Regions from separate parts of the Homo sapiens genome. Here region 1 is linked to region 2. The links are chromatin contacts, found by Hi-C or POLR2A ChIA-PET in ENCODE. All regions are on one chromosome and are shown on one strand. Each heading gives the region's core, a stretch centred on a gene start or an enhancer-like site at or near the end of the contact. The rest is flanking DNA. Distances are from core to core; before and after follow the strand shown.

Region 1 (5,804 bases), core at 744-3,243, 410 kb after region 2:
CAGTGACATAAACTTCCTCTTATCTATGTTGTATTGTTACATGAGAAAAGCATGCTGCAGAGAAGTATATATATATATATATATATATATAGCAGGACCCCATTTTCTCCTAACAAAATGCTCCTATATCTACATTTATAGATGCATAGATGCTGTCATGTTTGTGGGGTTACCTTAGGTACTTTGGGGAGAAAAGGATAAAAAAGCTGTGGAAAATGATAGGTTCCTAGTGTGATGTAAACGGAACATATGCAATATATCACAGTCAGGCCTCCGACATTGCCACAAATAGGTCATCTTTGAATGTTCCTATGAACATGGTTTCAAGGTAACGTGGTTAAAAGAGAGCACTGGGCTGGGTGCAGTAGCTCACACCTATAATCCCAGCACTTTGGAAGGCTGATGTGGGTGGATCACCTGAGGTCAGGGGTTCGAGACCAGCCTGACCAGCGTGGTGAAACCCCCATCTCTACTAAAAATACAAAAATTAGCCAGGTGTGGTGGCGCACACTTGTAATCCCAGCTACTCAGGAGGCTGAGGCAGGAGAATTGCTTGAATCTGGGAGGTGGAGGTTGCATTTGTGCTATTGCACTCCAGCCTGGGTGACAAGAGTGAAACTCCTTCTCAAAAAAAAAAAAAAAACAACAACAACACAAAAACCAGCACTGCTTTGTTTAGATGATGGGGATATGGGCAGTTTTGGTCTTGGATTTCTTTGGTTATTTGAGTTTAGTTTTTTCTCTATGATAAAACAACAAAACAAACAAAAAAAGAACTCCCCCAATCTGTGGACACTTAGTTGTGCCTATAGGTGTACAGCCAGCAGTGACACACCTTGCAGCATGAGAGGCAACTTCACCAGGCCTCTCGACTCCTCTCTGTGCTTCTGTATAACCTTTTTTTTCTTTATTTTTATATATAACTTTTTTTAAAGACTGGGTCTCACTATGTTGTCCGACTGGCCTTGAACTCCTGTGTTCAAATGATCCTCCGGCCTCAGTCTCCCTCCCAGCAAGTGACTAGAGCTACATGTGCACATTACTGCACCCCGCTCCCCTCTGTGCTTCTAAAGGGGGGCCACCCTCTCTGTTCTCATGGGCCACATGCTGGCATTGACTGAAAGTCCCTAACCACGCACCCCTCCCTGCAGTCAACAGTAACAAACATAGAGGGAGCCCTCTGGGAAGTTGGTAAACAGCAATGCGCATGACCTGTCTAAAGGGGCAGGAGAGACTCCTCTCTTGGAGGCTGTTGCCTTTCAGGATGGTGAGCCCAGTATCTTCAGATCTTCCAGTTCTTCTCAAAAAGTACAAAATTCAGATTAGAGGTGAGCACTCTTTGTTTTTAATGAGTGGCACTGAATCGGATCTGACAAGATGCTATGCAAGCCAAATTGGATACATTTGCAATCACATGCCATTGTGCCTTGAAGGGGAAAGGGCCTAGTTCAATCCTTTAACAAGAGCTCAGGAAAGTTCAAGTTTATGGTTTTTGGATGGGGTGCCATTTAATGTGGGTGAAGTGGTGGAGTGTGGTCGTTAGGTTGGGGAAAACAGAGCATATATAAGAGATTTCACAAAGTCACACACTGGGGAAGAAGGGTACCTGTGGTCCCATAAAAAGACATTGTTGATTCTTTTTGCTGATTTTTCAGTTTTGCTAAGTATCTATCTTTTTCCAGTTATCTTTTCTGTCTTAGACCAATTGTGAAAGTTGAACTCTGAAGCTCAAACTCTAAGAGTGTCATGCTACTTCCATAAGGAGGGAAGACATTCTCTCTCCAATACACACACACACACACACACACACACACACACAGAGCCCACACAGCCCACACAGCCCACACAGCCCAAGCATGAAGAAACGTGAAATGTTGTTTTTCTCTTTTGATTACTTAAGAGTCAGGGGTAGGAAAGAACTGAAGTAAATACTATAGTGCGTCATCGCATGTTCTGAATTCCAGCATAATTCAAACACCTCCCACTAAGATGTGTCATTCTGCCTCTAGGCAGGACTGTTCTTAAATTGTGCTTGACATATTTAAATTGTCCTTGACCTGTGGTGTTCATTAAGCCCTCCTGGGAATTAAGTGTCCTTAGAAATTCTCAGAAAGTATCTCTCTAGAAAATGAAATTCTCTATCTCCATCAAAAAGATAAAGGTATTGCCTTCACTCTGCTGTATCTTAAAGGGGAAAAAAATGTAGGTTATCATGTAGACAGTAGAATTAAGTCAGTGCCAGCAAGTATTCAAGAGGTATGCCTTATATAGCTCATGACTTAATATCGGCAAAAGCCTCCTCCCCAGTCTGTCTTCAGAAAGGAGGCACAAGAATTCTGGAACATCATAGTTATTAATTTTTAAACAGTGCTGGAAAACTACTGCTTTTAAAACATGGAAATATTAAGAATTGTTCTGTGCCCAAAACAGATATTCTTATTTTAGAAAGTGCTTCTTCACCAACTATCATAACATTCTTTTGCAAAGAGCTAGTTAAAAAGGAGTAAAATATTTTCTGCATTGCAAGTCTGTCTTCTCTGTTCTGTTTCAAGCCAATAACTCATTTTATGCAGGCACAAACCAAGAATTTTGAAATTTCTGAGTCATCATCAGAATAGCATATTCTCCATGATCCTGAAGACACGTTTCTTGATAACACTTTGATTACTATATCCCTAGATGGATATCTCTGGTACATTGTCTGTCTAGCAGTCATATATTCCCACCTATTTGTCTTGGTAATTTCAGGCTCCAGAAGAACATATGGGCCATATTCACAACTTCTACCATTTTCAGTGTTTATCTTTATTCCGTCAAATTTCCTAAGAGTTCTTTCCATTTCCCTTCTGTCTCTCTGTTCTCTTCATTTTTTTTTTCTGAGTGTGCTGATCAGTAATTCATTTTTGTAGAGCTCCAGTTTAAAAGTTTGTGGGATAGGGAAGTTCAGTGTTAAGAAAATGGCAGATCCATAGGCTAAGGTTTTAGTCCTTGCTCTGTCATTGTTTAACATTAATAATTCTTATAGGTCATTTAGCATTCATATGTCTTAGATTCACCATTTACCAAATGCAGTGACAGCAGTTTCCTCCTACCAGCTTAGCAGGACTATAGTGGCAATGAATAAAGTACATGAATTACTTTGAGATTCTTTAGAAAAATCTTGAGTTCTTGACCTTACTCTGCCAACAACTCTGTTTGCAGCCTGTGGAAGTTGCTTTGACTGTTCTTTGCTTTGGCTTCTCCATCTGAACAATCTGAGGGATAATTACTTAATCTACTTTACAGAGATGCCTGAGTCTCCATAGGCAATTGTGATACTTTGAAAATAATTTAAGGCAGTATGGTCCAGCTTCTGGAATAGAAAGAATAGTGCACTATGGCTATCAATGGCCTGTTATGTGTAGACACTTGCGCTTTATGTTAATTACATGATCTCTCATAACCTTTTACCATCTCTGCCACGTGTTTATAATAACCTCTATTTTTCATGCAGATGAGAAAACAGGCTTGGTATGTGAAAAACTAGTCCAAAGCCACAAAACCTAGTAAGAGGCAAAACCAGAATTTGAATCTAGTTTGTTTCATTTTTGAGTGTTTTTCAACTTAAATAAGTTATGGCTGGTATATTTTTATTAATTTTTGTTTTTTGAGACGGAGTTTCGCTCTTGTTGCCCAGGCTGGAGTGCAATGGTGCGATCTTGGCTCACTGCAACCTCTGCCTCCCGGGTTCAAGCAATTCTCCTGCCTCAGCCTCCTGAATAGCTGGGACTATAGGCATGCACCACCACACCTGGCTAATTTTGTATTTTTAGTAGAGATGGGGTTTCTCCATGTTGGTCAGGCTGGTCTTGAACTCCCAACTTCAGGTGATCCGTCCACCTTGGCCTCCCAAAGTGCAGGGATTACAGGCGTGAGCCACTGCACTTGGCCTATTTTTATTAATTTATATACACGTTGGCATAATTAGCCTTTATTATAAAAATTTTGGAATATATAGAATTTTGATCTAAACTTCTGAATGTCACCTGTTCCTGCATCAAAGACAATGGCAACTTTAGAAATGACTTTCGGGACAAAGTAGCCAAGTATTGTTTCTAATAAGAGTTTAACTACAGATGTCACAAGGAAGTACATACTGTATTAAATCTATAATGACAGAAAGCAGATCATTTATTGCCAGAGACCAGGGTTGGTGGGAGGCAACTTTGGAAACGGAAGAAGGGAACCCTCTGGGTTGATGAAAATAGTCTATATTTTAATTGTGTTTACACAGGTGCATAGATTTGTCAAAACCTGTTTGTCTTCACACTTACAATGGGAACATCTTACTGTCAATAAATTATACCTCAATAGACTTGGTTTATAAATTACAGACATTATCATTCAATTGCCATCTGATCAGGCAAGTGACTTAACTGTTCTGTTTCATATTCCCTCTGTGTACACAGGGATACTGACTTTACCCACCTCAAAAATTGGGGGAAGTATTCAATAAGGTAATCCATCTAGAGAGCTTACCCTCATATTTGTCCATAGCAGGCACTCAACACATGCTTATTCAGCAAAAATATGCTTCAGACACTATTCTCAGCAGTAAATAAGACAAAATTCCTGCCCTCACTGGGCTTATATTCTAGACTGGGGGAGGCAGACAGTAAGCAGCAGGGAGACAAAGAAATGACCGAGATACCATCAAACAGCAGTGAGGGCTGTGAAGCCAGGCAAGCGGGGATGCAATAATGCCTGAGGATGGTGACCATTTCTCTGAGTGGTCCTTGTGAGGAAGTGTCTTTTCCAATGAGACCCAGATAGTATCAAGGAGACAACCACAGGGAAATCAGGCTAGTGTTCCAGGCAGAGGGAACAGAATGTGGAAAGGACCCAAGCTAGGAGCCAGGCTCTGTTCAAGGAACCAGGCTCCAGAAGTAAGAGGAATAAGAAGTGAGTTTGGAAAACACAGCAGCAGGACAACTCAGCTCATCTACGCAATGGGGGGATGATGGAGATCTGATGGGAAGTAGTGAATCTAAGACATAAGTGTGTTAAATGACCTATAAGAATTATTAACCTTAATGGGAAGGATGTGATCTGATTTACATTTAAACAAATTTCTTTGGCTGCTGCATAAGGTATGGATTCTAAAAGTGTGAGAGTAGAAGCCGGGAGACAAGGAAAGAAATAATGCTGCAAGGCCTAGGGTAGTAGGAATAGAGACAGTGAGAGGTGGCCAGATTTGGAATCTATTTTGAAGTAGAGAAAATAAGAATGCCAACAGTTTTGATGTGGCAAAGGATAAGGAATTTTTTTTTTTGGCTTGAACAACTAGGTGTAATATTGTTGCTATTTACTGGCTTGACATTCACTGATCATATTTTAATAATTTTTACTGAAAAGCCATTTAGTGAGCTATTAGGCATTATATCATAAAGTGTTTCTGGGCTAACTACTGATATAAAGTGTGTGTGTGCTAAGTATTATTTTGGGGTCAAACCCTTAGCTTTAGATTTTAAGCTCCCTATTTGTAAACCAAATGGCTGTGCTGGAACCATTTCTGAAATCAGAAGGGCAATTGTGATTGTATGTGAGTGTGCATGTGTAAGTGTGAGTGTGTGTGTATGTGCAGTGTGTTATCGAGGCTCCAGAGTTCTGCTTTCAAGAGTGACATTGGAAGGTAGAGCCTAGAATTTCTTACCAGTAGGGGTTTTGAAGTTACCCCTTGCTCACTTCACTTGTACTTTTCTACAACTCTGCATAATCTTTATGGAGCTAAGATTTTGCCCAACTGTGGTTCTCTCATTATTGCT
Region 2 (6,406 bases), core at 3,475-5,974:
ACCAGCAGTGATAGGCAGATTTCTATCTTTGTTCCCCCACTGTGTCTTGAGGCAAGGGAGAAATGTAAATGATCACGTTATTTAAATATTGTTCTGAAATCATGTAGTGAATTCCAACGTAATATAAAAATGTTCTAGAAGTCTGTATAATAGGGGTGTCCACAAACACACTGGCAAAGAAGAAAGGGATTATAGATGCTTTTCACTACTGCTTGAGAAACAAGGGGAAAATCTGGGAGCTGAATCTAGGAGTGAGGAGACAGTCTGGCTTTTCAGAGGATTGACTCTCTAAGGGGAGAATTCTGGAAATAGGAAAAGAGATTGAAATCTATGCCAGACCTTTCCAACTCTCACCTTCTCTCTGGTCTATTTGGCTGTCTGCAATATCCTCCAGGGGAAACCATTCTTGGTGGAGGGTCCCCTTGTAAGAAGTGGACGTGGTAGCTCATGGCTGCTGTGCAAGAGCCTATGCATCTTTGGGATAATGGGGTCTATATACCATAGCATGGACAAGACCACAGCCTAGGTTTTCCTGAGGATCAGGAGCCTATGGAAAGAATCCTTTGTCTTGGAATTCCATATATTCTTTTTTTTTTTTTTTTTTTGGGACAGACTCTCGCTCTTTCACCCAGGTTGGAATGCAGTGACGCGATCTTGGCTCACTGCATGCTCCACCTCCCAGGTTCACACCATCCTCCTGCCTCGGCCTCCCGAGTAGCTGGGACTACAGGCGCCCGCCACCAAGCCCAGCTAATTTTTTTTTTGTATTTTTAGTAGAGACGGGGTTTCACCGTGTTAGCCAGGATGGTTTCGATCTCCTGACCTCGTGATCCAACCGCCTCGTCCTCCCAAAGTGCTGGGACCACAGGCGTGAGCCACGACGCACAGCCAGAATTCCACATATTCTATAAAGAGACATCAGGGCAGAGCGGACATCTTAGGACTTAGCTCACACCTAAGGGTGTGGCGGTGGTGCTATCTAGGAGCTGATACTGCACGCAAAGGGTCTGTTTTCTCAGCCCATGCCACCCACCAGCTAGCTGCAAGGTCCTGTCAAGTCACAAATTCAGTAAAACCAAAAGTGGACTCTCAAAATGCCATCAAGGCTCAAACTCCCACTTTCACATTTACCTGGCAACTCCTTTCTCCTATTCATCTCTCCAGATGCCAGGTGTCCACGAGCCATTTCCAGGCCCCAGGCTCCTCTCTCAATGGAGATCATGCACAGAAGCTATTACAATGAGAATAAGCATGTTGTTTCAATGCTATACTATGTGTTTTTTTCTTATGACTTTGAAATAGCTCCTGTTTTCATTTTTTGAAAACTCTTCTATAAATACAGATTTAGTCTTTCTTGGTATGGTTCTATATAATACAAATATAATATTAACAAGATAATTGTCTTTTTTTCTTAAGGCTGTTTAAGGATCTGCTCTGGAAATGTGTTTTAAGGACATTTTGATTTCCACAATTTCTGAAGGTTGTACAGATAGAACCTCTTAAACAAAGAGAGTTAATTTTTTGTCTCTCTCTTTTTTCTTTTTGTTACAATCAATAAATCTGCTCGTTCTAGTCTATGATTGATATGTTCTTTGGTGTTACTATTGAACATGACAGCACAGAAGTGAAAGCAACATTTTTGTACTGAATAGCCTTGTAAGAGCAGTAAATATCAGAACAGTTTTTAAACTCATTTATAAACAGGACATTCTTGTTCAGCCATTTCTCCAGGTTTGGAAATGAGATATTCCATTTCATCATTGAGGATAACTGATTTGCTACCTCTCTACAGAAAACATTCCCCACTTGGAAATAAGTAAAAGAGATGGATTGTTTTTGTTTTTGTTTTGGTGTGTATGTGGATTAACATGGAGATATTTAACTTATGACATACTTGGATGAGTATGTCATGGGATACATTTTAATATTTAAAAGACATACACATAAGAAACAGTTATCAAGTGATAGGCTCCCAATTCTTTTAAAAAGATCCAAAAAGGAATTTGTACAGAAAGGGGGCTTTTCACTCACTTTGTGCTTTTATACCTTTCAGAAAGAATAATGTGAATAGTAGGATAGTCTTTTACTTAAAAGTAAAAAGATGACTATTTTTGGTTGTCTGAGATTCGGAGACATTTTTCTTTGTTCAGGCAAATCCCTCTCACCCTTCCTCCCTATGAGGGCACCAGCACCATCCCCAACTAAGTACCTCAGTGGTCTCTGAGCTTCATTTGTTTGTGCAGGTACCGGAGCCAAGATACTGGAAAATGACTTTAAAAACTCTTCTGTGGTACCAAGAACCTCATGCAAACTCACAGATTGTATAGAAGAGCGTGTGTCTTGGAGCAGGGTGGGGTGAGGGTACAGAATGAGAAGAGCTTTGGGGCCTGGAGTGGGCGTGGAGAGGCAGCAACAAGGTTGATAATACCTGGTGACATGTTAACTAAGGGCAGATTATAAGCCGTGGGGCAAGCTAGAGTGATCACTCAATTGGAGGGAGGGTTTGTTACACTATAGAGAAACAGCACACAGATACCATCAGAAACCCTAATGTAAAGCTAACAATGAACCCAGAAGAGGTTACAGCTTCTTTACATTTTTCACTGTAAGATAAAACATTTCTATGACTATTTAGAATTGCTGTGTCTGATACAGTCACCGCTAGCCACGTGTCCCTTGAGTATCTGAAATACTATATGTCAAGTCCAAATTGAGATGTGCCGCAGTGTAAAATACACACTGGATCTCCAAGACTTAATACAAAATAAAAGTAAAATATCTCATTAATAACATTTTATATTGATTGCATATTGAAATGATAATATTTTGAATATACTGGGTTAAATAAAATATATTATTAAAATTAACTCCACATGTTTCTTTTTACCTTTTAAAATGTGGTTACTAGAATATTTTAAATTACATGTGGCTCACATTATCTTTCTCTTGGGCGATGCTGGTTTAGTCAATAATTCAATGTTATGATTATAGATATGTTCTTGGAAATATGTGTTAAGGAGCAGACAGAACAAGATTAACATCTGAAGCTAGAATAATCAGCAAAAGTCACGATTCAATGTTTCAATACATTTAAGATTTTATTCACTGTTATGGAGGGTAGTCATGTAAAAACGTTATATATAGTTATATATACACATTACACACATATATATATATATAATGTTATAATAGTATCTAAAAATTTTTCTTAAGCTGAGGTCTCCCTTCTGTAAAATTCAAATCTGGTAATCATTGACTCAAGGCTACTAAATGGCCCTGATGAAGATGTTATTTCATTAACTTTCTTAACTAAGATGTCAAAGTAAATGTTAAGCTTTGACAACAGACTGGAGAAGAGACAGAAAGAGAGAGAGAGTGAGAATGGAGAGAGAGAGGGGAAGGAACTAGCTAATTATTTATTTCATGACTTGTTCTCTCCTGCTGTCAATATGGGTCGGGTATAATGTAAGCCATTTTCATCATCCAGTACAAACTGAATAGGAGAAAATGGAGCTGGAGTGATTTTAGTTGCTTGGAAGTAGACACTTCTTAATCTCCAACTATTGAGTAAGTTAATGGTCTGACTTTTTGGACATTTCATCTGAGAATAAATAGAGAGGTCAGTTACAGTCAGGCCTAAATGCAGGGGCATAGCCTCATTGGCTTTGCCAACCTGCTTCAGGTCCCATTTATGACAAAATATGAGATTATTCATTGAAGACTGGCATTCCAATAAGCCCAGAAAAGTTGAACAGAACAAAAAGGTTTGAACTCTGGGGGCAGGGAGGAGAAACATTCTTTCCGCAATCATTCTTAGCACCAAAAAACCATCAGGCATCACTGAGAAGGCGGCTGCCCGGTGCTCAGTTTGCCCTGTGTCCCATCCTCCCAAACAACTTGTTATAGTAGCCAAAATCAAAGCTGATTCCCTCCACCTCCTCACTTTTTGATTCCTGTGGCAGCAGCAACACAGAAACCTAACTAGACATTAACAGCCCTCCAAACACTACATGCCAATCAAAAGGCTGCACACACATGGTAAAATGGGTTCCTATGGTAAAAATAAAAGAGCAACAATGGTGGCTATAGAAAGAAGCTTAGGAAATATTTTCTTTTCTTAGAAGGCAGTAGTTGCTGTAGCATTTAAGGCAGTAACATGCAGAAAGGCTTAGACCAAAATTTCTGCAACATCAATGAAACATGCAATCAATATCATACATTCTACTGTATCATACTTATATTGTACTAATTTTGATGAAATGATTGGGCGGTTTCAACCTATGTACCACGAAGCAATCTGCACACCTCTGGTATGTTTCTGATATCTAACTATAGAAGTATTTGTCTTTGTCCTCCAAACTCTTTTATAGCACATGGTATGCATATTTCAGCATCCAACATTATTAACTCATGAGCAACTGTCAGTTGATGGTTATCTAACACATGGGGTCTGCACAAAAGGGATCCTTATTTGGGCAAAAGCTCTTGTCTGCACCAGTCTGTCTATATTTTCCCTCAGAATAACTTTATTTGGATCATTATTCGCTGTTAGTGGAAACTCGGAGGCTGCATGTATGGCAATCGGAAGGTGGAGAAATAAATCCTTAACAAGTTCAAACACTTAGCTGATATTAAAACCATTTCTAGCTTTGTTAGCTGAAAGCAAACGCTCCATTGCCCTCTCGTGGTGAGTCGATGGGATGCGGTGGGACGACCAAAAAAACCCGCAGAAACTAACAAAAGAGTTTACTCCAATACAGGTGACAACATTCATCTTGGATAGAAACAGCCACAAATGACAACCTTATGTTGTTTTATATGTTTTAGAATTTACATTTTCAGCCCTCTTATGTGGAGATTGGACAAGGTGGGGTAGGTGGGGTTTGTAATATGGAAATTAGAACTTTGTCTTTCTGCAATACAATGACTTCACTATATTTACAACCATAGCTGCTATATATGTGGCAAATTGATTTTTATGAGATTTAGAAACTTAAAAAAATCATGCTCACATTTTAAAAGCTCCTTTAAACCAAAAATAGACTGATGTTCCAACTGGTTTGGAATTATAGGAACCAAGGAAAGAAGTCTGAATAATTCCCTAATATGGAAGAAAAACTGGCTTTTTTTCTTTTCTTTTTTTTTTTTTAAATAAGGAACAGTTTGTTTCTGACAATAGGCAACATGTGGGACTTATAGAACCAAGTATAGGTACAGAATTTATCTTTCTATATTGTCTAAAAATAAAATTTTAAAAAATTCTGAACTCCAAATTTAATAGTCAGTTACCCAATTGGGTATTTATCTTTTAAAAACACCATTTAAAATTTCTGCTGTATGCCTTTCAACAATTTCCTGCCTAACAGGCCCATCCCCAGAAAGCAAACAAACCTGGTATTAAAACAGACTGAAGAGCTTAAGAGAAAGCTGGGGGAGAAGTCAGGGCAAAGTACATGAGAACATAAACTACTTTTTTAAATCTTACTACCAGTAAATGTACCATTTTTCTCTTTTATGTGTCTTCTCTTCAGATAAAAGCCACTCCTCCAACCAGCATTACAGAAATGCTCTGTATTTTTATAATATGATTTTAGGGGCAGATTAATCTCAAATTGGCTTTTCCACTCAAATGTGGAAGTTCAGTTTTGCAACAACAGTTGTTTGATTTTGTCTTTGAATTAGCAAAGTTCTTAAAGTAATTTTACTATAAAATTAAACAGCTGGGAGTTCTTTAGCAAAACATGACAACTCTTGTTCTTCTTTGTACTATTGTGCAAGCTGAAATACCCTTTCTTTCATGTCTTTATATTCCAAAATGAATTCCCTAGTTACCCTTGTTTAGCTTTAAGAAAAATAATAAAGAAGGGGGGCGGTTTTTGCTGACCTCTGAAATTCACAGGCTTTTAAGCACAGGGCGTTTACACAAGGTGCGTTCTCAAAGGGCTTTTGTTTAATTCCTATTATGGAATGAAAAATGATATTTTGCCCCAATACAATGCCAATCTTTGTGTACGGCAAAGCTGTTGACAAGTATTTCTGTGGAGCAAGGCATCTTATGCCGATTTCGCAGATGGGAAAACTGAAACATCTCTAAATGGTGAGGAAATATGGGACTAAGATGTTCATAGAGGCTGGAATTAAATTTAGAATTTGACTCTTAGCCCAGGACTCTAACCATGTGAGGGCCCTAACTCTCTGGAATCAACAGAAGGGCAATTTTAAAACATTCTTTTGACGTTATTAACCACAGCCTCGGGGCTCAGGGAAATGAGTGGGGGAGGGCCTGGAAACATAATACAGAGCTGCTAGGTGACAGCCTCTTGCAACATTGCTAATACTTTGGATTACTTGATCCATATTGCCGTATATTCTACTAATATTCTGGGGCTTAATGATTTCCTTTGTA

The links. A loop is a pair of places that touch in the nucleus more often than their neighbours do. ChIA-PET counts read pairs that join two places held with the same protein, here RNA polymerase II (POLR2A). Pooled maps may share reads with other maps.
Region 1: a pooled map shows a loop between it and region 2 (2.1-fold over the local background). The contact joins two enhancer-like sites. A Hi-C loop is called at or near these places in 3 of 50 pooled maps. POLR2A ChIA-PET finds 5 or more read pairs at or near these places in 2 of 52 experiments (MCF 10A and PC-3).

What each region holds. Positions count from the first base shown.
Region 1 is chr10:61,625,165-61,630,968 of GRCh38, reverse strand. No RefSeq gene overlaps it. Among named protein-coding and RNA genes, the nearest start is that of CABCOCO1, 35 kb to the left of the region's middle. Within about 2 kb of position 1,993, at least 6 of the 41 ENCODE cell types and tissues checked have a DNase peak (open chromatin) inside an H3K27ac peak, as active enhancers do.
Region 2 is chr10:62,037,114-62,043,519 of GRCh38, reverse strand. All of the region lies in intron 4 of ARID5B (AT-rich interaction domain 5B), which reads right to left. Among named protein-coding and RNA genes, the nearest start is that of ARID5B, 140 kb to the right of the region's middle. RefSeq lists an enhancer at 2,282-2,341. Within about 2 kb of position 4,724, at least 25 of the 41 ENCODE cell types and tissues checked have a DNase peak (open chromatin) inside an H3K27ac peak, as active enhancers do.